Linked DNA regions of Mus musculus: region 1 is linked to region 2. A link is a loop called in an ENCODE intact Hi-C map of the cell type or tissue named here. Cell type or tissue: left cerebral cortex. All regions are shown on one strand. Links, peaks and the distances in the headings refer to the core of each region. The heading gives the core; the rest is flanking DNA.

Evidence for each region. Hi-C counts contacts between places; a loop is a spot of excess contacts. Peaks named below come from ENCODE experiments on the same cell type or tissue, not always from the same donor. Only the 100,000 strongest peaks of a DNase experiment are listed, where the experiment ranks them.
Region 1: a loop joins it to region 2, with 30 times the contacts of the local background. A loop is called at or near these places in 5 of 42 quality-filtered maps.

The regions. Positions count from the first base shown.
Region 1 is chr6:129,139,511-129,152,658 of GRCm38, forward strand. No RefSeq gene overlaps it. Among named protein-coding and RNA genes, the nearest start is that of Gm26160, 29 kb to the right of the region's middle. In left cerebral cortex, for the core only: no CTCF peak of the experiment used is centred there; no DNase peak of the experiment used is centred there.
Region 2 is chr6:128,714,263-128,727,410 of GRCm38, forward strand. Klrb1 (killer cell lectin-like receptor subfamily B member 1) reads right to left here and starts at 8,835. Exons shown (of 6, transcript NM_001099918.2): 1 at 8,700-8,835. The coding sequence starts at 8,784. In left cerebral cortex, for the core only: no CTCF peak of the experiment used is centred there; no DNase peak of the experiment used is centred there.

The DNA of each region.
Region 1 (13,148 bases), core at 6,411-8,910, 430 kb after region 2:
TTGCATTTTCTTTGATTGTTGTGTCCATGTTCTCTATGGAATCTTTTGCACCCGAGATTCTCTCTTCCATCTCTTGTATTCTGTTGCTGATGCTTGCATCTGTGGTTCCTGATTTCTTTCCTAGGGTTTCTATCTCTAGAGTTGTCTCCTTTTGGCTTTTCTTTATTGTTTCTATTTCCATTTTTAGATCCTGGATGGTTTTGTTCAATTCCATCACCTGCTTGGTAGTGTTTTCCTGTAACTCTCTAAGGGATTTTTGTGTTTCCTCTTTAAAGGCTCCTAACTGTTTACCTGTGTTTTCCTTTATTTCCCTCTTAAAGTCCTCCATCATCGTCATGAGATGTGACTTTAGATCCATGTCTTGTTTTTCTGGTGTGATGGTTTATCCATGACTTACTAAGGTGGGAGAGTTTGGTTCTGATGATGCCAAGTAACCTTGGTTTCTGTTGCTTCTGTTCTTATGCTTGCCTTCTGCCATGTGATTATCTCAAGTGCTTGCTGCCCTCAATATTTCTGATTGGAGCCTGTCCTTCCTATAATCCCAGTTGATTTAGGAATCCTCAGAGTCCAGTTTTCTCTGTGATCCTTTGATTGTGGGCTCCTGTGAACCTGAGATTCTGGGCTCTCAGAAGAGAGCTATATCAGGCTCCTGTCAGCAAGCACTTGTTGGCATCCACAACAGTGTCTGGGTTTGGTGATTGTAAATGGGAAGGATCTCCAGGTGAGTCAGTCTCTAGATGGTCATTTCTTCAGTCTCTACTCCACACTTTGTCTCTGTAGCTCCTTCCATGGGTGTTTTGCCCCCCCCCTCCTTCTTTTTCTTCTTCTTCTTTTTTGTTTTTTGTTTGTTTGTTTGTTTGTTTGTTTTTTGTTTTTTTCTTTTTTGAGACAGGGTTCCTCTGTATAGCCCTGGCTGTCCTGGAACTCACTTTGTAGACAAGGCTGGCCACGAACTCAGAAATCTGAGTGCCTCTGCCTCCCAAGTGCTGGGATTAAAGGCGTGTGCCACCATGCCCGGCTTTTGTTTCCCCCTTCTAAGACGGATAGAAGTATCCACACTGTGGTCTTCCTTCTTCTTCAGTTTCATGCTGTTTGTGAATTGTACCTTGGGCATTCCGAGCTTCTGGGATTCTGGGCTAATATCCATTTATCAGTGAGTGCATATCATGTGTGTTCTTTTGTGACTGGTTTACCTCACTCAGGATGATATCCTCCAGAACCATCCATTTGCCTAAGAATTTCATAAATTCATTGTTTTTAATACCTGAGTAGTAATCCATTGTGTAAACGTACCACATTTTCTGTATCCATTCCTCTGTTGAGGGACATCTGGGTTCTTTCCAGCTTCTGGCTATTATAAATAAGGCTGCTATGAACATAGTGGAGTATGTGTCCTTATTACATGTTGGAGCACCTTCTGGGTATTTGCCCAGGAGTGGTATTTTTGGGTCCTCACTCAGGTAGTACTATGTCCAATTTTCTGAGAAACTGCCAAACTGATTTTCAGAGTGGTTGTACCACCTTGCAATCCTGCCAACAATGGAGGAGTTTTCCTCTTTGTCCCCATCCTTGCCAGCATCTGCTGTCACCTGAGATTTTGATCTTAGCCATTCTAACTGGTGTGAGGTGGAATCTCAGGGTTGTTTTGATTTGCATTTCCCTGTTATCTTAGGTTTTTTTGTTATTCCAGACGAATTTGGAAATTGCTCTTTCTAAATCTATGAAGAATTGAATTGAAATTTTGATGGGGATTGCATTGAATAGGTAAATAGCTTTTGGCAAGATGGCCATTTTTACTATATTAATCCTGCTAATCCATGAGCATGGGAGAACGTTCCATCTTCTGAGATCTTCAATTTCTTTCTTCAGAGACTTGAAGTTTTTATCATACAGATATTTCACTTGCTTAGTTAGATTCACACCAAGGTATTTTATGTTATTTGTGAATATTGTGAAGGGTGTTGTTTCCCTAATTTCTTTCTCAGCCTGTTTATCCTTTGTGTAGAGAAAGTCCACTGATTTCTTTGAATTAATTTTATATTCAGCTACTTTGCTGAAATTGTTAATCAGGTTTAGGAGTTCTCTGGTGGAATTTTTAGGGTCAGTTAATTATACTCTCATATTATCTGAAAATAGTGATATTTTGACTTCTTCCTTTCCAATTTTTATCCCTTTGATCTCCTTTTGTTATCTAATTGCTCTGGCTAGGACTTCAAGTACTATATTGAATAGGTAGGGAGAGAGTGGGCAGCCTTGCCTAATCCCTGATTTTAGTGGGATTGCTTTAAGTTTTTCTCCATTTAGTTTGATGTTGGCTACTGGTTTGCTGTATATTGCTTTTGCTATGTTTAAGTATGGGCCTTTAATTCCCGAACTTTCCAAAACTTTTGTCACAAACAGGTGTTGGATTTTGTCAAATGATTTCTCAACATCTAATGAGATGATCATATGGTTTTTTTCTTTGAGTTTGTTTATATAGTGGATTATGTTGATAAATTTCCATAGACTGAAACATCCCTGAATCCCTGGGATGAAGCCTACTTGATCATGATAGATGATCCTTTTAATGTGTTCTTGGCTTCAGTTTGCAAGAATTTTATTGAGTATTTTTACATCCATATTTATAATAGAAATTGGTCTGAAGTTCTCTATTTTTGTTGGGTTTTTGTGTGGTTTAGTTATCAGAGTAATTGTGACTTCATAGAATGAATTCGGTAGAGTACTGTCTCTTTCTATTTTATAGAATTGTTTGAGGAGTATTGGTAGTAGGTCTTCTTTAAAGGTTTGATATAACTCTGCACTAAACCCATCAGGTCCTGGGGATTTTTTTTTGGGGGGGGGGTTGGGAGACTACTAATGACAGATTCTATTTCTTTAGGGGATATGGGACTGTTTAGATCATTAATCTAATCCTGATCTAACTTTGGCACCTGTTGTCTGTCTAGGAAATTGTTCACTTCATCTAGGTTTTCCTGTTTTGTTGAGTAAAGGCTTTTTTTAGTAGGATCTGATGATTTTTTTTTTGTTGTTGGATTTCCTCAGTTGCTGTTGTAATGTCTCCCTTTTCACTTCTGATTTTGTTAATTAGAATACTGTCTCTGTACCCTCTAGTTAGTCTGTCTAAGGGCTTATCTATTTTCTTGATTTTCTCAAAGAAGCAGCTACTGGCTTGGTTGATTCTTTGTATAGCTCTTTTTGTTCCCAGTTGGGTGATTTCAGCCCTGATTTTGATTATTTCCTGCCATTTATTCCTCTTGGGTGAATTTGCATCTTTTTTGTTTTAGAGCTTTCAGGTGTGCTGTCAAGCTGCTAGTGTATGCTCTTTCCTGTTTCTTTTTGGAGGCACTCAGAGCTATGAGTTTTCTTCTTAGGACTGTTTTTGTTCTCTCCCATTAGTTTGGTTATGTTGTGGCTTCATTTTCATTAAACTCTAAAAAGTCTTTAATTTCTTTCTTTATATCCTCTTTGACCAAGTTATCATTGAGTAGAGTGTTGTTCAGCTTCCACATGTATGTGGGCTTTCTATCATTTATGTTATTATTGAAGATCAGCCTTTGTCTGTGGTAATCTGATAGGATGTATGGGATTATTTCAATATTTTTGTATCTGATGAGGCCTGTTTTGTGACCAATTATATGGTCACTTTTGTAGAAGTTCCTGAGAAGACGGTACATCCTTTTGTTTTAGGATAAAACGTTCTATAGGTATCAGTTAAATCCATGTGTTTCATAACTTCTGTTAGTTTCACTGTGTCTCTGTTCAGTTTCTGTTTTCATGATCTGTTCATTGATAAAAGTGGGGTGTTGAAGTCTCCCACTATTATTGTGTGAGGTGCAATGTGTGCTTTGAGCTTAATAACATTTCTTCAGCGAATGTGGATGCCCTTGCATTTGGAGCATAGATGTTCAGAATTGAGAGTTCATCTTGGTAAATTTTACCTTTGTGGAGTATGAAGCGTCCCTCCTTATCTTTTTTGATAACTTTAGGTTAAAAGTCAATTTGATTCAATATTAGAATGTCTACTCTAGCTTGTTTCTTCGGAACATTTGCGAGGAAAATTGGTTTTCAGCCTTTTACTCTGAGGTATTATCTGTCTTTGTCTCTGAGATGTGTTTCCTGTATGCAGCAAAATGTTGGGTCCTGTTTATATAACCAGGCTCTTAGTCTATGTCTTTTTATTGGGAAATTGAGTCCATTGATATTAAGAGATATTAAGGAAAAATAATTGTTGCTTCCTGTTATTTTTGTTGTTAGAGTTGGAATTCAGATTCTGTGGCTATCTTCTTTTAGGTTTGTTGAAAGATTACTTTCTTTCTTTTTCTAGAGCATAGTTTCCCTCCTTGTATTGGATTTTCCTTTTATTATCCTCTGAAGGGCTGGATTTGTGGAAAGATATTGTGTAAATTTTGTTTTGTCATGGAATATCTTGGTTTTTCCATTTATGGTAATTGAGAGTTTTGTTGAGTATAGTAGTCTGGGCTGGCATTTGTGTTCTCTTAGTGTCTATATGACATCTGTCCAGGATCTTCTGGCTTTCATTGTCTCTGGGGAGAATTCAGGTGTTATTATGATAGGTCTGCCTTTATATGCTACTTGCTCTTTTTCCCTTACTGCTTTTAATATTCTTTCTTTGTTTAGTGTGTTTTGATTATTATGTGATTGGAGGAATTTCTTTTCTGTTCCAGTCTATTTGGAGTCCTGTAGGCTTCTTGTATGTTCATGGGCATCTCTTTCTTTAGGTTTGGAAAGTTTTCTTCTATAATTTTGTTGAAAATATTTACTGGCCCTTTAAGTTGGAAATCTTTCTTCTCATCTATACCTATTATCCTTAGGTTTGGTCTTCCTAGTGTGTCCTGGATTTCTGGATGTTTTGGATTAGGATCTTTTTACATTTCACATTTTTTTGATTGTTATGTCAATGTTTTCTATGGTATCTTCTGCACCTGAGATTCTTTCTTCTATCTCTTGTATTCTGTTTGTGATGCTTGCATCTATGGTTCCTGACTCCTTTCCTAAGTTTTCTATCTCCAGAGTTGTCTTCCTTTGTGATTTCTTCATTGTTTCTACTTCCATTTTTAGATCCTGGATGGTTTTGTTCAATTCCTTCACCTTTTGATTGTGTTTCCCAGTAATTCTTTAAGTGATTTTTTTGTTTTCCTCTTTAAGGGCTTCTAGCTGTTTAACCTGTGTTCTCCTGTATTTCTTTAAGTGAGTTATGCCCTTCTTAAAGTCCTCTATCATCATTATGAGAAGTGATTTTAGATCTGAATCTTGCTTCTCATGTGTAATGGTGTATCCACAACTTGCTAAGGTGGGAGAGTTGGGTTGTGATGATTCCAAGTAACCTTGGTTTCTGTTGCTTCTATTCTTTTTTTTTTTTTTTTTTTTTTTTGAGATTTCACGTGCTTTCATGTTTATGGATATCAGAGAAATGTGTTCTCTTCATCTTTCCCAGTGGAGGCAAGTACAAAATAAAAGCGGGGGTGTGGGGGTGTGTGAGGGGAACCCAACACACTTATTAAAAAACAGTTATTTCAGATAAGTTAAAATCCTATAATCAGGACAGCCACAATTCCAGTCACTCTGGTGCAAAGTGTAGATATCTCAAGTGCTCTCTGCCCTTGATATATCTGTGCTGTATATATATCTGTGCTGTATAGCCTGTACTTCCTGTAATCCTAGTTGAGTCAGAACTCCTCAGAGTCCAGCTTTCTCTGTGATTCTGTGATCCTGTGATCCTGAGATTCTGGGTGTTTCAGAGTTCTTGGCAGTTAAGCTTCCTCTGAGACCTTGGGATCCTAGTGTGACCAAGCATCTGGGATTCTGGGATCCTATATTTCCGTGGAAGTGGAGAGTGGGGAGTCCTCTGGGGATCATGGGACTATCCACCCAGTTCACCCAAAAGGTAGCCTGGCTCTCCATTTCACTGAGTCTTAAGTGAGTTGTAAGACCCTCACACTGGCTTTCCCTCACTTTGTAATAATGTTGTATGTATACACCCCTTCTTTATTGGAACTCACAGCCATCAGATTGCAGCCACTGCCATGTAATTGCTAGCACCTGGTACAATTCCACTCTCATCAAACACTTTAAGGAAATCTTTGCTTTTCTTCTTCTTTTTCACTTGTGATATGAGAATGTCTGACTTGGGGGCATTTGTAGTCCTTGCTTTAAGGATCTAGGTGTGAAAATCTTTGGAGGAATTAGTATATCCCATAGTTCCAAGTCTTCCACTCCCTGTTGCTCTGACAGACAAAATCCTTAGCTTGAACATTGCTACATCCGTGTGGATCTTCAGGACAATTGTAACAGACATGTGTGGCTCCTTCCTCATTGCTTTTCCTATTGTGTCAGACATTATTGTTTTGTTTTAACACTACATTTATGTTATTATTTCCACACTTCACAGCTTCCTTCATAACATGGATATATCAGGAGGATGTTATAGTTCAATTCATCTCAAATAGCACCAGAAACTTACACATATTTAATTTGTACAATGTGGCATAGAATAATTCCTGGAACTGGGGAGGGGTGGAATCCATGAAGTTTTAATTGAAGATTTAGTGTTTTGTTTACCCTGGGGCCTGAAGAAGTAACTCAAAGCAGATGGTTAAAGGGAGAAAAACAAAAAGTCCAGATTAGATCATCTGTTACATCTTCTGTTTCAAAGATGAAATCCTGTAAACTGTGCGGCCTTAATGGACACAGCGTTTAATAGAGAGACACCCTCAGCTGCAAGTGTGGGTGTATGTGGACTCAGAGAGTAGAGCATTCACCATAGATTTCCTGGTGTTCATTTAGCCTCACAGAACTTAGAGTCTGTCACTGATCACAGTTCCCATCTCCTGCCTACAAAGAACACATCAAGAGTCTATGGTAATGTAAAGACACTTAGGTCCCCCCATCTTTCCCCTCAGGTAAATGGTGCTATTTCTCCTTTTGAAACTTGTATATATTCTAGATATAAGCCTCTTTAGATATATTATAATTTTAACTGATTGCTTTGGGATGGTGAGATGATTTCTCAAGTAAAAGTACTTGCTGCAGACACCTGACAACTGGAGTGCAATTTTTAATACCTTTGCTGGAAAGAGAATCACCTCCTGAAAGTTGTTCTCTGATCTCAACACCTAGTGTGGCAATCATGTACCCTCATGCACACATGCACACACACACACACACACACACACACACACACACACATACATATACACACCTACAGCCACACATTTGCTGTCACAAATACATACTCATACACACACACACACACACACACACACACACACACACACACACACACACACTAATTAGAAACCTGTGGCTTTTTAGCAGTGGTTCTGTTGGTGGTGATGGTGTAGGACACCTTGCTTGCAGATATCCACAGCTTCAGAGATAAAAAGCTTACACATTGCCTGGTACAGAACAGACTTTCTGGCTCAGTTCTACTGCAGTTGCACCCCTAGAATCTAGCATTTGGCAAAATCAGCCCTCTTTTCTGCCAGAGAGTTTAGTAATCTTAGTGAAATAATGTGCAAGACTGAGGTAATACTCAAGAGGATAACATGACATGAACAGTATGAAAAGGGACCAGAAACTGAGGTAGAAAATGTGTCAAATTGTCCTGAGATAGCACTGAACTCTGTGACCCATACGGACTTACTAATATCAATAACACGGTACCATTTTCAATTTGATATCATCCCTGTATTTTGAAAGCTATGTGATTATCAATATTAAATTATGCTTGTTTAGGAAGTATTAAAGTTAAAATCAGGAAAATATCTTGAGTCATTAGCTTCATCTTCACATCAGGGTCAAGAGTAAGTGGAGGCTTTTACACTGCTAGGAGGATCTAAGTGAGCCAGCATGATAGAAAGAAGCATGTTTCCTTCTGCTGTGTTCCTGCTTAGCAAAAGTAGGGGAGGAGCTTGTTGAAATGGAAGTAAAATATGCAGTTTGAGAAAAACTATGAGATTTCCTCAACACTACTGTTCATGATCCCTAATCAAGAGGCTAGAAAATTTGTCTATCCTCATTGTGATTATGATCCTACAGATATCTGCTTGAATGGAGAAGCTAAAGGACAAAATTAGTAGAATAAAGCCAATGTGGTGTGTGACCCAGTAGTGAAAGAACTGAACCAAGCTGAACCAACTGAACCAACCCATTCTCTAGATGGCTCAAACTGTGGGAAATTCCCAGCATAAGGATTAGATATCTCAGCAAACAAACAAACAAACAAACAAACAAGCAAACACAGAAAGTGGAACATGGGCAGTGACCTGCTTTGTGACCAAATGACAAAATGTTTGCTTTGATAGTAGGATGGATAAAATGTATACAGAGCTCATTCATTCATTCAGAGATATAACCACCTACTATGTGTCAATATTTCTCTAGATGATAAAGATCACTAGATGCTCCTGCCTTGATGATAATGGACTGAACCTCTGAAACTGTAATCCAGCTCCAACTAAATATTGTCTTTATAAGAGTTGCCTTGGGGACTCCGCCGAACTTAGGAAATTAGTCTGAACAGGTGAGAGGGTGCACTACAGAACTGAACAGCTTCTGGGATAGGCAGAGCCACAGAGCCGCTGAGGCAGCACCCTTTTCAGGCTGCAGACAGCCGGCCACCCTCCCGACCAGAGGACAGGTGTCCACCTGGCTCGGAAGCCCTCTGTCTCAGGAGCAGCGGGCGCCATCTTGGTTCCGGGACTCCGCTGAACTTAGGAACTTAGTCTGCACAGGTGAGAGTGTGCACCACAGAAGCTGACAGCTTCTGGGACCTGCCAAAGCAACACAGCTTCTGGGAAAGGTCCTGTTTTGGGCCTTCTTCTTCGGCCAGGAGGAGGTCCAAACACAAGATATCTGTGCACCTTCCCTGTAAGAGGAGAGCTTGCCAGCAGAGAGTGCTCTGAGCACTGAAACTCAGAGGAGAGAGTCTGTCTCCCAGGTCTGCTGATAGACGGTAACAGAATCACCAGAAGAACAATTTCTAAACAGAGTCAACTATAACAACTAACTCCAGAGATTACCAGATGGCGAAAGGTAAACGTAGGAATCTTACTAACAGGAACCAAGACCACTCACCATCATCAGAACCCAGCACTCCCACTTCACCCAGTCCAGGGCACGCCAACACACCCAAAAAGCTAGACCCGGATTTAAAAGCATATCTCATGATGATGGTAGAGGGCATTAAGAAGGAATTTAATAACTCACTAAAAGAAATACAGGAGAACACTGATAAAGAGTTACAAGTCCTTAAAGAAAAACAGGAAAACACAATCAAACAGGTAGAAGTCCTTACAGAAAGAGAGGAAAACACATTCAAACAGGTGATGGAAATGAACAAAACCATACTAGACCTAAAAAGGGAAGTAGACACAATAAAGAAAACTTAAAGTGAGGCAACACTGGAGATAGAAACCCTAGGAAAGAAGTCTGGAACCATAGATTAGAGCATCAGCAACAGAATACAAGAGATGGAAAAGAGAATATCAGGTTCAGAAGATTCCATAGAGAACATCGGCACAGCAATCAAAGAAAATGGAAAATGCAAAAAGATCCTAACTCAAAACATCCAGGAAATCCAGGACACAATGAGAAGACCAAACCTACGGATAATAGGAGTGGATGAGAATGAAGATTTTCAACTCAAAGGACCAGAAAATATCTTCAACAAAATTATAGAAGAAAACTTCCCAAATCTAAAGAAAGAGATGCCCATGAACATACAAGAAGCCTACAGAACTCCAAATAGACTGGACCAGGAAAGAAATTCCTACCGACACATAATAATCAGAACAACAAATGCACTAAAGAAAGATAGAATACTAAAAGCAGTAAGGGAAAAAGGTCAAGTAACTTATAAAGGCAAGCCAATCAGAATTACACCAGATTTTTCAACAGAGACTATGAAAGCCAGAAGAGCCTGGACAGATGTTATACAGACACTAAGAGAACACAAATTCCAGCCAAGGCTACTATACCCAGCCAAACTCTCAATTACCATAGATGGAGAAACCAAAGTATTCCACGACAAAACTAAATTCACCCATTATCTCTCCACGAATCCAGCCCTTTAAAGGGTAATAAGAGAAAAAAAAAAACAGTACAAGGACGGGAACCACGCCCTAGAAAAAGCAAGAAGGTAATCCCTCAACAAAACTAAAAGAACACAGCCACAAGAACAGAATGCCAACTTTAACAACAAAAATAACAGGAAATAACAATTACTTTTCCTTAATATCTCTTAATATTAATGGACTCAACTCCCCAATAAAAAGACATAGACTAACAAACTGGCTACACAAACAATACCCAACATTTTGCTGCTTACAGGAAACTCATCTCAGAGAAAAAGATAGACACTACCTCGGAATGAAAGGCTGGAAAACAATTTTCCAAGCAAATGGTATGAAGAAACAAGCTGGAGTAGCCATCCTAATATCTGATAAGATTGACTTCCAACCCAAAGTCATCAAAAAAGACAAGGAGGGGCACTTCATTCTCATCAAAGGTAAAATCCTCCAAGAGGAACTATCAATTCTGAATATCTATGCTCCAAATACAAGGGCAGCCACATTCATTAAAGAAACTTTAGTAAAGCTCAAAGCACACATTGCACCTCACACAATAATACTGGGAGACTTCAACACACTACTTTCACCAATGGACAGATCATGGAAACAGAAACTAAACAGGGACACAGTGAAACTAACAGAAGTTATGAAACAAATGAATCTGACAGATATCTACAGAACATTTTATCCTAAAACAAAAGGATATACCTTCTTCTCAGCACCTCACGGGACCTTCTACAAAATTGACCATATAATTGGCCACAAAACAGGCCTCAAAAGATACAAAAATATTGAAATTGTCCCATGCATCCTATCAGATCACCATGCACTAAGGCTGATCTTCAATAACAAAATAAATAATAGAAAGCCAACATTCGCGTGGAAACTGAACAACACTCTTCTCAAAGATATCTTGGTCAAGGAAGGAATAAAGAAAGAAATTAAGGACTTCTTAGAGTTCAATGAAAATGAAGCCACTTCATACCCAAACTTATGGGACACAATGAAAGCATTTCTAAGAGGAAAACTCATAGCTCTGAGTGCCTCCAAAAAGAAACTAGAGAGAGCATATATTAGCAGCTTGACAACACACCTAAAAGCTCTAGAACAAAAGGAAGCAAATTCACCCAAGAGGAGTAAACAGCAGGAAATAATCAAACTCAGGGGCGAAATCAACCAAGTGGAAACAAGAAGAACTATTCAGAGAATCAACCAATCGAGGAGCTGGTTCTTTGAGAAAATCAACAAGATAGACAAACCCTTAGCCAAACTCACTAGAGGGCACAAGGAAAGCATTCTAATTAACAAAATCAGAAATGAAAAGGGAGACATAACAACAGATCCTGAAAAAATCCAAAACACCATCAGATCCTTCTACAAAAGGTTATTCTCAACAAAACTGGAGAACCTGGATGAAATGGAGAAGTTTCTAGACAGATACCAGGTACCAAAGTTGAATCAAGATCAGGTTAATGATCTAAACAGCCCGATATCCCCCAAAGAAATAGAAGCAGTCATTAATAGTCTCCCAACCAAAAAAAGCCCAGGACCAGATGGCTTTAGTGCAGAGTTCTATCAGACCTTCAAAGAAGATCTAATCCCAGTTCTTCACAAACTATTCCACAAAATAGAAACAGAAGGTACTCTACCCAACTCATTCTATGAAGCCACAATTACTCTGATACCTAAACCACAAAAAGACCCCACAAAGATAGAGAACTTCAGACCAATTTCCCTTATGAATTTCGATGCAAAAATCCTCAATAAAGTTCTCGCTAACCGAATCCAAGAACACATCAAAACAATCATCCATCCTGACCAAGTAGGTTTCATCCCAGGGATGCAGGGATGGTTTAATATACAGAAATCAATCAATGTAATCCACTATATAAACAAACTCAAAGACAAAAACCACATGATCATCTCATTAGATGAGGAGAAAGCATTTGACAAAATCCAACACCCATTCATGATAAAACTCTTGGAAAGACCAGGAATTCAAGGCCCATACCTAAACATGATAAAAGCAATCTACAGCAAACCAGTAGCCAACATCAAAGTAAATGGTGAGAAACTTGAAGCAATCCCACTAAAATCAGGGACTAGACAAGGCTGTCCACTCTCTCCTTACCTATTCAACATTGTACTTGAAGTCCTAGTCAGAGCAATTAGACAACAAAAGGAGATCAAGGGGATACAAATTGGAAAGGAAGAAGTCAAAATATCACTTTCTGCAGATGATATGATATTATATATACGTGACCCTAAAAATTCCACCAGAGAACTCCTAAGCCTGATAAACAGCTTCATTGAAGTAGCTGGATATAAAATTAACTCAAACAAGTCAATGGCCTTTCTCTACACAAAGGACAAACAGGCTGAGAAAGAAATTAGGGAAACAACACCCTTCTCAATAGCCACAAATAATATAAAATACCTAGGCGTGACTCTAACTAAGGAAGTGAAATATCTGTATGACAAGAACTTCATATCTCTGAAGAAAGAAATTAAAGAAGATCTCAGAAGATGGAAAGATCTCCCATGCTCATGGATCGGCAGGATCAACATTGTAAAAATGGCTATCTTGCCAAAAGCAATCTACAGATTCAATGGAATCCCCATCAAAATTCCAATTCAATTCTTCAGCGAATTAGAAAGGGCTATCGGCAGATTCATCTGGAATAACAAAAAACCTAGGATAGCAAAAACTCTTCTCAAGGATAACAGAACCTCTGGTGGAATCACCATGCCCGACCTAAAGCTGTACTACAGAGCAATTGTGATAAAAACTGCATGGTACTGGTATAGTGACAGACAAGTAGACCAATGGAACAGAATTGAAGACCCAGAGATGAACCCACACACCTATGGTCACTTGATCTTTGACAAGGGAGCTAGAAACCATCCAGTGGAAAAAAAGACAGCATTTTCAAAAAATGGTGCTGGCACAACTGGCTGTTATCATGTAGAAGATCGCGAATTGATCCATTACTATCTCCTTGTACTAAGGTCAAATCGAAGTGGATTAAGGTACTCCACATAAAACCTGAGACACTG
Region 2 (13,148 bases), core at 5,217-7,716:
GAAGGTGTTGCATTGTTGGAGTAGGTGTGACCTTGCTGCAGGAAGTGTGGAGTGGGCACTGTGGAGTGGGCAACGAGATCTTCCTCCTAGATGCCAGAAGCCAGTCTTCTCCTGTTTGCCTTCAGAACAAGAGGTAGAATTGTCAGTTCCTCCAGTGCCAGACATGCTTCCTGCCTTGATGATAATGGACTGAACCACTGAACCTGTAAGCCAGCCCCAATTAAATGTTATCCTCTATAAACGTCAATCATAGGATCTCTTCACAGCAATGGAAACCCTAAGTAAGACACTAGTGGTTGACACCTTAACCTACATGCCATGAGATTTCATCATTGCTGCTCAGGGCAGTGTCCATCTTAAAACACTGGTTTCTTATTCCTAGAATTTTCTAGTTAGTAGTTTAAGACCACTGTTGAATGCAAGTAGCAGAAGCTACAGACATTGAAGTAGCAAATAAATGGATACTGTGTTATAACATGACTGTTACCTGTAATTTTTAAAAATCATGCTTCTGCCTTCCAGGGAGCTCTGCCAGAGCTCACAGCTAGGCTCCGAGATCAGCTGCCGCTGGTCTCACTCAACTCCACCAATGGGCAGCTAGCTATTTTTCCTCAGAGCTGAGATCACTCCCCCAGACTCTCACAGCTTTTGCCAACAACTGCCCAAACTGCCCTCTTTCTCCTCCTGTCCACCTTAGCCCCACGTGAGATGGAAAACACTAGGTAGTTTTATTATTTAAAACTAGCCAGATAATTCAATGTCTGGGTAAAGAATTTCCTGCCCTAATCTTATCAACTAGCTCCCTCAATCCTCCTTGTCCCTCCATGTCCACCCCCCAGCAGAGGCTACAAACTCTAGGTACCCCAAGACCTATATGACTTCAGCTTCCTCCTCGTTTCAAAGCCTGGTCTGAATCTCTCTTCTCTCCCTATGTTCCTTCTTTTCCTCCTGGGACCTGGAAGTCTCACCTTTTTCCTTTTGCCCAGCAATTGGCTTCTGCCCTTTTTTATTGACACAATCAAGAACCAACTATAGAAACAACACTTCCCTCTACACATGACATATACTAAGTCTATACCTGGCAGTCCCCATGGAGGAAGAACTGCAATAGGCAAGTGAGCTTCCTGGAGATGCCCCATCATTTACACCATGGTACAGCTGCAGTGGGTGTACCATGGAGAAGTATGATCCCAGGATCTTTGTCCCAGGATTGCTTCTTGCTATTTATGTGCCTTCTCATGCTTATCATTGCTAAATTCTCCATATACCTGACATAGTGTGATTGGGCACAAAAAGACCCTCACTACCTGTAGCCTGGGATGATTACTTCCTGGATGATAGTTCACGCTGTTGGCCATGTTTCCTGCAGAACAATATGAAAATGAAAGTTCTTGAGATAATGCTGTTTATATGGATTACTGATTTTATGGAATTCCTGTTTTGATTCAAGTAGTTGTAGGAAGTTAGTTTGATTTGAATAATTTGGGGAAGCTAAGGTAGTTAATAGAAAATTTAAAGTTAAAATCAAGAACAGAATATGCCCCTTCCAGAAAGAGTAGCAAGAGCCTCACAGGTGAAAAAAGGAGTTACGTGAGCTTTCATGGGTTTTAAGTGTGAATTGTAGTAGCAAGAAAATTAGGCTTGGGACAAGTTAATGTTCAAAGAACACATTCATCCTAGATTGGGCCTGACTTTACTGATCTTTTGATCTAGGGATAAAGTCACAGGTTTTGCTGTGTACCATAATAAGGAAGGTCATAAACAAAGAATAGGTTATTTCATTATGAATGTAAGAGCAGAGAACAGATAATTAGCCAGTTTAGCTAATCAAGGCTTCAAAAATAAGACATAAGACTGATTGATTACCTGCTCCTTAGTAAATACAGATTGTCCCTAGCTAAACATAAGAAATAAAGTTGCTACTACAGACTTGGCTTGATCAAACTTTGCTAATCTAAGACAAAAGAAGCATTGCCTTGGGGTTACACTGAACTTGTAGAGTGAAGGATAGATGAGAAATGTATAGGCACCAGGCTGTGTGTCTGTCTCACTGCTAGGGTGTCAGGATCATGGGGAGGCAGAATGCAGTCTGTAATGGGAGTTCTCAGTCCATGCACACACACACACCCATATAAAACTGCAAACTTTGGGACAATTGCTGTGGTTCCTAGTCTCCTGTGTATCCAGGTGCTGCCAGCATCCTGCTGGGAGTTGGGAACAAGGTTCCCAGTCCCCATTTTCCCTCAGGACATCTACCCACCAGACAGGAGGGGAAGGTAGAGTCAAGGCTGGGGGCAGAACTGGGTTTTGTTCAAGTGTCAAATGTACAGAGGTTCTGGGAGAGAGAAAGTCATCTCTCAGAGATTTAGGTGCAGCTCCTTACAGCAAAGGCCTCACCTCCACTGTGATCTGTGATCCTTAGTTCAAACTGCTTTATTTGATGGCGAATGTAAATGCATACACCTTACTCAGGGTAAGCCAAGGATTAAATACTTTCTTCCCAGAAGGGATGCCCAGGAAAGGAAGCTTATTGGCTAAACACTCAGGGCCTATCTAGATACTTCATTAGCATGGAGAAATCCAGGTTTTTATGCAACATGACTGATTGCCGTGGTCCTCTCAGTCAGGTTTCATGGTTATGTGTTCCAGAGCAGACAGAGTTTGGCAGGGATCTGACCTGACATCTATCATACTCAATTCTGAGTTTCATGGGGTACTCAACCTTACCAGTTCTTCTGTCTGGTGGCATGCTCCACTTGCCTTACATAAAGGTAGATATAAGTTTGAGAAGAAGAAAGTGTAATCAATAATCCTGTGTTGATTCCCCTTTTGTGTAATGATTTAAATCTATTTTTTGAAGAATATGTTGTTGTGGTGATTGTTTTTTTTAGAAATTTTGTAACTGTGGCCATGAGGTAATTTTCTTCTTACATCAAAATTTTTTTCTTACAGGCCATAAAAGGATTAAGGAAATAAAGTTGTTGTAGTCTGCTTTTGGAGCTTGCTTTCTTGATTCACTCAGAGAGAGAGAGAGAGAGAGAGAGAGAGAGAGAGAGAGAGAGAGAGAGAGAGAAAAATCCCTCCCTTTCTTTTTTCTAGTCGCTGGCTGCCATCAACAACAGCTCTTGTTACAGACCATCAGCTCCACCAGTGCTGACCTCAGTCAGCTGCTATTAGCACAAACCCCAATCATTGATACCACGCTCAGCCCTCCTGAGTTAGCGCTATGGTGCTGAAGCTGGCCTTCAGCATATATTATCAGATAAGAGGATACTGTGGTAAAACTTTGGTGGGTCTCTGTGACCACCACAGCCAGCTATGCAATGATATTCAGAAGGCAAAAAGACAGTTCAGTTCAACATGACTAATTAGCCTATATTGGTTAAATTTGGTCATCTGACCTCAGATAGTTTCTTTTGAATGGAAATAAAACTTGAGACCTGTGATTCATGTAATGTATGTCAAATAGCCCAAAGAGTTGTTTGTGAGCTTTGAAACCTGGGGCTGAGAACATAGCAGAACAGGCCAGGACATGCCCGGGCAGGCCCGTCTACATGTCCGGACTGGCACGGCACATCCCTATCTCCCACCCCTCTGACCTAAGTTAAATGTTAACAGGCTGCTGATGTTTAAATGGACCAATCATGTGAATCCGCGCCAATTCCTCCCCCAGCCCCACCCCTTTTCTATAAAAACCCCTAGCTTCCAAGCCTCGTGGTCGAATCAACTGTCTCCTGTGTGAGATACTTTTCGAACCGGAGCTCCGCCATTAAATTACCTCATGTTGTTACATCAAGGTGTTGTGTTCTGTTCGTGATTCTTGGGTGCACGCCGAATCGGGAGTTGAGTGGGGGTTTCCCCACTAGGTTCTTTCACTTTTAGGCATATTTAAACACAGCAAAATTTAGAGAAAATTTCCCTGTGATTGATGGAGGATGGTTTTGTGCACTGTGTATTTAAATGCTGATTTCCATACCCAGAAATCTGGTTGCAGTCAGGACTTTGGTATTGTCAGTATTACAAAGCATCTCTTAACTCAGTATTTTGTAGAACACTGTTCTCCATCACCTGCAGATTTGTTAAATATAAAGCTGAACTGTAGTCTCCCCTCCCCCAGCCTGAAACCTGCTTGCTCAGGGGTGGAGCTTCCTGCTCATTCGTTCTGCCACGCCCACTGCTGGAACCTGCGGAGCCACACACATGCACCTTTCTACTGGACCAGAGATTATTCGGCGGGAATCGGGTCCCCTCCCCCTTCCTTCATAACTAGTGTCGCAACAATAAAGTTTGAGCCTTGATCAGAGTAACTGTCTTGGCTACATTCTTTTCTCTCGCCACCTAGCCCCTCTTCTCTTCCAGGTTTCCAAAATGCCTTTCCAGGCTAGAACCCAGGTTGTGGTCTGCTGGCCGGACACAACACTGAACAGCAAATAACTGAGCAGGAGAGGAAAAGGCAGGACTTCCAGGCTCAAGGGGGTGGGGGTGGTGTCTCGGGTCGGGATCAGGGAGGCACCATCAAGATTTGCTTGGATGAGTTAGTCTAGCCAGGGTGAGACTAAGATGTTAGGTAATATACCATGTGTCTGGGACATAGGCCAGGTCAGCATATCAGGTTAGAACAGCTCAGTATCTGCCCAGCTATAGTGCCTAAATCTTTTAATAAATATAAAAGACCCCATGTCATAAATTCACAGCAAATGAAGGCTGTGCTTGCTTCGACAGGTGATAACTAACTCAATCCTGTGTTCACCTTAAGATTACATTGAAATTTTTGTAAAGAACGTGTTATATCATCCATGAAGATGAGTTCTATAGCTCATAATAAGGGTCTGGGAGATAATTCAGTTTTGTCTCAGCCACACAGATAGTGCAATAGTTACAAAGTGTAAGAGTCCAAACCCAGCTTTCTGGATGTATAACAAGTTATGCATCCCTTCCTTTGAAGTTCCTGTGAGTTTAACATTCCTGGTTCCCCTAGTGCTTGCTTATCTGTGAGCATGAGGACCTCTGTTACTCCTATATAGCACGGCATATAGTATGTCTACCACACTGCACCACCTAAAGACCATGTTTGATATCTCAGCTGTCCTTGGTAACTGTATCAACAATGGGTATTTTATTAAGCAGGGAGATGGACTAATGTTTGAGATGCAGTCAGCATATACCCCAACTTTGTGGATTTAACTTTTTGCTAGACAATTTAAAAAATCTGGGTTTCATATGGAAAATAATTAGTTTCATTTACAAAGGTAATAATGAGAAACACTAGCTGGCTTTTAATCTCTAAATCAATCATAATCCCCTATTCCTATCATTTAGTTTAACAGTTCCATGTATTATTACCATTATATTAATGGCTTTCTAGAGTCAATAATTAGAATCAAGTACTGTACCGTTCTGAGCAAAGCTTTCTTACCGCTTTTTGTTTTGCTTTGGTCTGTTTCTGAGGTTGTACTTCTGGCATCTTAGACTAGTCCCAAACTCTCTGTGATTAAGTGTGACCTTGAATTCCTGATGACCCTGTCTCCACTTCCTGAGTACTAAATTTACAACTGTTCCCCACTCTGCATGACTGGGATTCCAAATTTAACAGATACAGATTTATTTCAGGTTTTTATTAGTTTTCTGTTGCTTCTAAATATTCTCTTATATAAATGATGTCATGCTTTGAGTTACATGTTAAAATCTGAAACCAAGCCGGGCGTGGTGGTGCATGCCTTTAATCCCAGCACTTGGGAGGCAGAGGCAGGCAGATTTCTGAGTTTGAGGCCAGCCTGGTCTACAGAGTGAGTTCCAGGACAGCCAGGGCTACACAGAAAAACCCTGTCTCGGAAAAAAAGAAAAAAGAAAGGAAAAAAAAAAAGGAAAATCTGAAACAAATGTGCTAGCATGTCTTTTATTTTTGTTGTGTGGTCCACAATTGACTGTGACCATTCCTACTTTTATAGTTTTACTTTGTTTTGGATTTTTTGTTCTTTTTTTTTTTTTTTTTTTTTTTTTTAGATTTATTTATTCATTATATGTAAGTACACTGTAGCTGTCTTCAGACACTCCAGAAGAGGGAGTCAGATCTCGTTAAGGATGGTTGTGAGCCACCATGTGGTTGCTGGGATTTAAACTCTGGACCTTCGGAAGAGCAGTCAGGTGCTCCTACCCACTGAGCCATCTCACCAGCCCTTGTTCTGTTTTGTTTTATTTAGCTTTCATTATTTTTGGTGGCTGAATTATATGATCCAGAATGCAGACAAACAGTAGTGGTCTCAGGACTGTAGATCAAATTTAGGATGCTGACAAAAAAACCATTAAGAATGTTAAATCATTTAAAATGTTCTTGAGGAAAAAACAACCAAAGAATGAAGAGAGAAAGATAGACTAGAAATGGTCCCAGGAAATAGAAGACAGATTCCCCCTAGCCTTAAGAACCACTCGTATCGGTGGACACAGTTCAATGATGACTAAAACTTTTCGTGTATAAAAGTATACTGAACACATACAGACATTTACCGTCATATTCTCTAGACAAATACTTATAACAGCTATTTGTATGTCACACAGATAATCTTAGGTATTGTGGTTAATCTGGAGATCTCTGCACAGAGATCTGCCCATAGGTCCTGTGCAAATACCATTTTTATAAAAGAGACTTGAGCTTATATTTGGCAGTTCTATAAGCAATCTTCTAGTGAGAAATGCTATGTATTCAGAGGTGCTACAAGACTGTCATGGGAGGATATAGACAGTATGCTGGACTTTTAAAATAGTAGCATGAATTGTAATTCCAGCTATGTAAGACATGCTATGTTAATGGACAAGGAGGCAAAAGCAGACACCAGAGAAAACTCTAAGGTCCCAAAGACACCCTGAATATGAGAAGAACTGTGCATGTATGCCAGCCTAGAATTTCTCCTGACACAGCATACCTAACCATAGTAGATATGTCTAGTGAATTACATTTATTATTTTATACATGTCTTACTTTTGGTTTCTATTGCTGAAACAAAACACTATGGGAAAAAATTAAAAAGACAAGTTGGGGAAGAAAGGGTATTGGAGGAAGTCAGGACAGAGATTAAAGCAGAGCTGGAACCTGGAGAAGGAGCTGGTGCAGAGGCCATGGAGATGTGCTGCTTACTGGCTGGCTTCCCATGACTTTTTCAGCCTGTTTTCTTTAGAACCCAGGACCACCAGCCCAGGGATTGCACTACCTATCATGGACTGGGCTCTCTCCCATTGATCACTAATTGAGAAAATGCCTTACAGCTGCATATCATGAAGGCATTTCCTCAACTGAGGCTCCTACCTCTCTGATGATTCTAGCTTGACACACAAACCCAAACAGTACATAAGCATTATTTCACATTTCTCTCTTTTCTCACACTTCTACCTTTGAAATTCTAAGTCTTTTTGTAAAAAAGTCTCATCTTCATACAGTCACTATTTTGATGCTTTTTTACAAAAGTCTAGTACTCAGCACCATCATATTTCAATGTTATCAATAATATAATATAATGTAGAATAATACATTATTGGAGGGCATATGTTAAAAATTCATAGACACTAGATTTCCTCATCTGTAAAATGACTGGACAATATCTACTTCACAAAATTTTAGGATTTGATAAAACAATTCTTATTATTTCCAAAGCACAGTGTCTGCTCCAAACCACTATTCAATACACAGTAATTATTTCCTGTCCATCTTAAGTGTATTTTGTTTTTTATTTTTGTTTTACTGAAAGTAAAAGCCTATTTGGGTGATTTCAGAAATCGCTACTCCTTCACATTAAAATATAAGGAACTGAATACCCATCCTGACCTGTTTGAGCTGTTCTGTATGAGACTGGGCTGAGGAGAACAGCCATTGATCCCTGAAGAGGCTGTGTGAGGTTTGGTTATGGGGAAGAACCTGCTTTGGGTATTCCTTGCTATCCACAGAATGCTAAGTATTCTCCACTGTTCAACACATTTGAATGGATGCCCTCAACATTTGTACCTATGGAACGCGCTCCAAATCCTTTTTGACCTGTCACCATTCCTCCTGACTTGATTTCTGCAGCACACTGGGGATGCATGCTTCCATGCAACATCACAGACATATTCTTCCTTTGTATTTTTGAGTCCATCTTTCTAGGTGACATCTTTCACATACTCAGTCTTGGTCCCAAGTATCATTCAGGGCTGGATTCCAGGAAAGCTTGATTTGATTACTCTACTTGACATGATGCTGTCTCTAATGGTAAAAATCTTAATTTTCATTTTAATATTTTTCTTGCTAGCATTCTACATCATGTTGTCTCTGATATAGGTGTTTAATGATTACAAACCTATACATTCATCTTTCATGAACTCTATGAATTAAATAACATTTAAGTTTTTCTCTTTGTAGTTGTGTTTATCTGTTGAGTTTGTGTGTGATTAAATGTGAGTGTGTGTGTGTGTGTCTGTCTGTCTGTCTGTCTGCAGATGTGTGCATGCTACACTAGGTGTAGAAATCAGAGAACACTTTTCAAGAAGTGATTCTCTTCCCACCAAAGGCATTGGGAATTGAGCTCTGGTTGTCAGGTTTGTGCAGCAAGTATTTTACCTGAGGAATCATCCATCTCACCATCCCAAAGCAATCATTTGAAACTATAATATGACAAGAAATGCTTAACTCTCAAAGATATTCAAATGCCAAAAGAAGAAATAAAGCCACTTACCTTGGGGGAGAGATGGAGCTGATGTACACCTGAGCCCTCTGGTCTCGGCTAAATTTAATTCAGCATAGAGCACTGGTGCATCCATTAGAGATGGGAGATGTAACACTGACCTTTGAGTGAGAACAAACTCAGCATTCTGTGATGTGAAATGAACAAAAGAATATCCGCTATCAACATTATGCTCTCTGTGGCCACACCTACTCACATTTGCAACTGGTGCTGTCTCCAAAGATATTAAATGTGGGTCTATTATGCTCACATTTACATGTTCTTATCGTTAAAACTGAAGGTGTAACACATGGTATGATTTTTGAAAAAATTCTGAAAAAGGCTTTTTTGTTCACAGCTCTTCGACCATCCATTCTCAGTTATTACCTCAAGGCAAATGTCAGTGTAAATTGGATGAACCGCTCAATCTCAAATTCAAATTTAAGAGATACGCTCTCCACCAAAGTCTCTGAAATTATAATGCAATATATTTTGTGACTTTTTAAGAAAATAAAAATGAGTGCATCAGTGTTTATAGTTATATTGGACACTAGTTGAAGCTCAAAAATCCTCCTGAAATATTTATGTCATGAAGGAAGGTGTGGAATGTGGGAATGAGGACAAGAGTATGGCTGACACAATAGGAAAAGCACTGAGGAGGGAACTACATATACCTCTCATCATTGTTCTGAAGGTTCACTTGGATATAACATCATTCACCTGAGTGAAAGGACTTCATCTGTCAGAGCTCAGGGAGTGGAGGACTTGGGTCTATGGGATGTGCTAACTCCTCCAAGGGCTTTGAGTCCTAGACCCTTAGAGCAAAGACTACTAATGTCATGTCACACATTCACACATTATAAGTGAAGAAGAAAAGCAAGGATTTCCTTAAAGTCACCTTCTGTGGTCAGAGTGGAACTGTACCAATCGCTCACAATGACATGGCAGTGAAGTAGTCTGTTGGCTATGAGTTTCAGAAGACAGGAGATGTATACATACAACATGGGGCTCACACTAATTCTCCAACACCAGGATGATTGTGAAGTGGGGCAAAGCCAGTGTGAGGGTCTCACAGCTCACTTATGACTCAATGAAATATCCTCAGCTGTCTGCGTTAGATAACAGTCATTTCACTCAATGCCAGGAATAGGGCTCTGCCTCATGCTTCATCTAAACCTAAAAAAAAAAGTGTGGAGGACTTTCCTGACTTGTCCATCTTAAGTGATTCTGCATACATTTCTAGAAAAATGATTAGATCTATTATATAGACGTTTCAGTGTATATTTTATAAAGGCCTCAATTTTATTATATATAAGACTCACCTGGAAATGTGTTAACGGTGCATGGTTCTGCCACATAAACACTTTCCTTTGTCAAGATAGTGCAGCCTTACATGTAGAAATGTGTGAATAATCATGCCAAGTAATAAATTTGTTCATGGAACGCACTTAAATAAATAATCCATCTGTAAATGAAATCTGTTGGCATGAATTAGTAATACAAATAGAAAAAAGAAGTCTGATGTTCTAAGAAGAAGACTCAAATACTGCTTTGATCTGGGTAGGAGATCTGGAGCTTTAGCTGTAAGTTCTGAGGCCATCGGTGGTGACTAGGAATTCATAGTAGTTCTTCTAAGATTAACATATTGAGGTAAGATGGTTCCTGGTAAAGGTTACAAGTGCCTCTATGCTGCAAAGTGTGAACTAACTGAGGGTAAAAAGAGTGTCATTTGTCCACAGAAGCATGAAACAAACTGACACTTGCTGGTTGCAAAATATCAACAACACCAAGTACTGCACGATTATATAGCCATCCTCCTACGCATACAAAAACACATTTGCTACTGAAAATGAACTACTGAAGAATCTATTAGTGCCAATGAAATTTTTAGCACAAAATATAGCAGAATTCGAATTACCTTGATGTTGTCACAGTAAAATATATGGAGAGAGAGAAGACAAACACATAATGTGTGGGAGAGATTACAATGTGATGTTCTATACAAACAATGCGACATTAAATCCAAATAAATCAAATGGTGAAAGATTATAAGAAATTCTGGGTCTTAGAGAGTGGAAGAAGAAAAAGTAATGTTGAGTGTCTCATGGAGAAATAAAGACAGGTTTTTAAATAGAAGCCTATTTTTGTATCAAATCTTTCCAGGTTTTATATATATATATATATATATATATATATATATATATATATATATATGGAATATATAGAAAAATAGAGTTGGAATATATAGAGAAACAGAGTAAAATGAAAGTAATGTAATCATGAATGATAAAAAAGTGATAAAGGCAATTATTTTATGAAAGAAGATGAAAATATGAGCCAGAAAGTGGCAGCCATGGGTTAAGATCATTGCTTCAGGCTCAAAATGCAAAGCAATGGGTGCCTTGAGCAGAATGGCTCACCAGGAAGCTACAAGAGCTCCTCCCTCCCTAGAGGCATTGCTTGAGGCATTGGCACACACACCAGAGTAGCTCTGTGGGAAGTTCTGATGCTAGATAGGGGGTTGCACCCCAGCCCTTTTTAAACTAAGGAGATATATTACAGAGAAGGGAGCAGGCAACTGAGGCAGCTCTCATGCTTCAATCTGCAGAAGATTTGGGCAGAACTCTCCCAGAGTGCTGAGATCCAGGCCTATCCAAGCTTCCTCAGAAGCTCTAATGAAATGGCAAGACCAAATGTCTTTGCCCAGGAGTGAACTTGGCATGACCTGCCTGGGCCTGGAAATAGGCCCTTAGAAGACATAAGTTTTCAGTTCCTGGGAACTTGGCATTTTCTCCCATAAAAGACTGGGATTGGGCTGGTGAGATGGCTCAGTGGGTAAGAGCACCCGATTGCTCTTCCGAAGGTCCAGAGTTCAAATCCCAGCAACCACATGGTGGCTCATAACCATCCGTAACAAGATCTGACTCCCTCTTCTGGTGTGTCTGAAGACAGCTACAGTGTACTTACATATAATAATAAATAAATCTTTAAAAAAAAAAAAAGAAGAAGAAGAGAACCTCACAACCATTTAAAAAAAAAAAAAAAAAAAAAAAAAAAGACTGGGATTATCAGCCTGACGGTTACTATGAGTTTAGTATGTCACTCTTCAGATTCTCCATGTCCCCTCTCTACATCACTTCTTGATTAGCTTCCTGCTGGCATTATCCAATTATATGATAGCTTTTTTCTGACTCTGTCCCATTTATCTCCTGGAAACAGTGTATAAGATGCTGTTTTTAGATTTCTCAGGCCACGGCTCTACCTGCATCCCTGGAGGCTTGCTAACATTCAAGACAAACAGGTGAAATCCTCAAGCAGAAAGCCCCTACCTACTAGGTCCCCGGAAAGACCAGCAGCCTGGAGGCCTACACTGTCACCTCTTCTGTGTTCCATCTTCAGAACCACACCTATACTTACAATCTATGAAGCCTGCATCCGTCAGGAATCACCACTTTTCCCTGCATCCCTGGAGGCCTGCTCTTAACCAGGACAACCAGCAGTCTGAAGCCACCAGGACTACCAGCTCTGCTGGTATTCCTGGAAGACTGTTGCTACCAGGGACAACCAGCTTTATCTGCAGTCCCAGAGGCCTGCTCCCATCAGAGACTACTATGCCTGCCAATACAAGGGCCAGTCAGATGGGTAAAGGCAAGTGTAAGAAGATAATTAACAAAAGTCAGGGCAATATGGTACCACCACAATCCAGCTATCATACAAGAGTAAGCTCTGGAAATTTTAATCCACTTGAATTGCAAGAAAATGACCTTAAATCTAGTCTTATGAAGATAATAGAGGCCTTAAAAGAGAAAACAAAAAATCCCTTAACAAATACAGGAAAATACAATCAAATAGGTGAAGGAAATGAATAAAGACCTGAAAATGGAAATAGAAACAATAAAGAAACACAAACTGAAGCAAACCTGGAGATAGAAAACCTAGTAAGGAGAACAGGAGCTACATACATAAGCATTAGCAACAGAATACAAGAGATAGGAGAGAAAATCTCAGGCATAAAAGATACCATAGAAAAATTCATACATCAGTCAAAGAAAATGAAATGTAAAAAGTTCCTAACTCAAAGCATCTAGGAAAATTGGGACACCATGAAAAGATCAAACCTAAGAATAATAGGAATAGAAGAAGACTCCCAACTCAAAGCCCAGAAAATATCTTCAACAAGATTGTAGAAAAAAAATTCCCTAACCTAAATAAAGACATGCTTATAAACGTACAAGAAGCTTATAGAACACCAAATAGAGTGAACTAAAAAAGAAAGTCCTCCCACTACATAATAACCAAAACACTAAATGTACAGAACAAAGAAAGAATAGTAAAAGCCACAAGGGATTAAAAACCAAGTAACGTATATAGACAGACCTATTAGAATTACACCAGACTTCTCAACTGAGACTTTAAAAGATAGAAGGGCCTTGGCAGATGTCTTACAGTCTCTAAGAGATC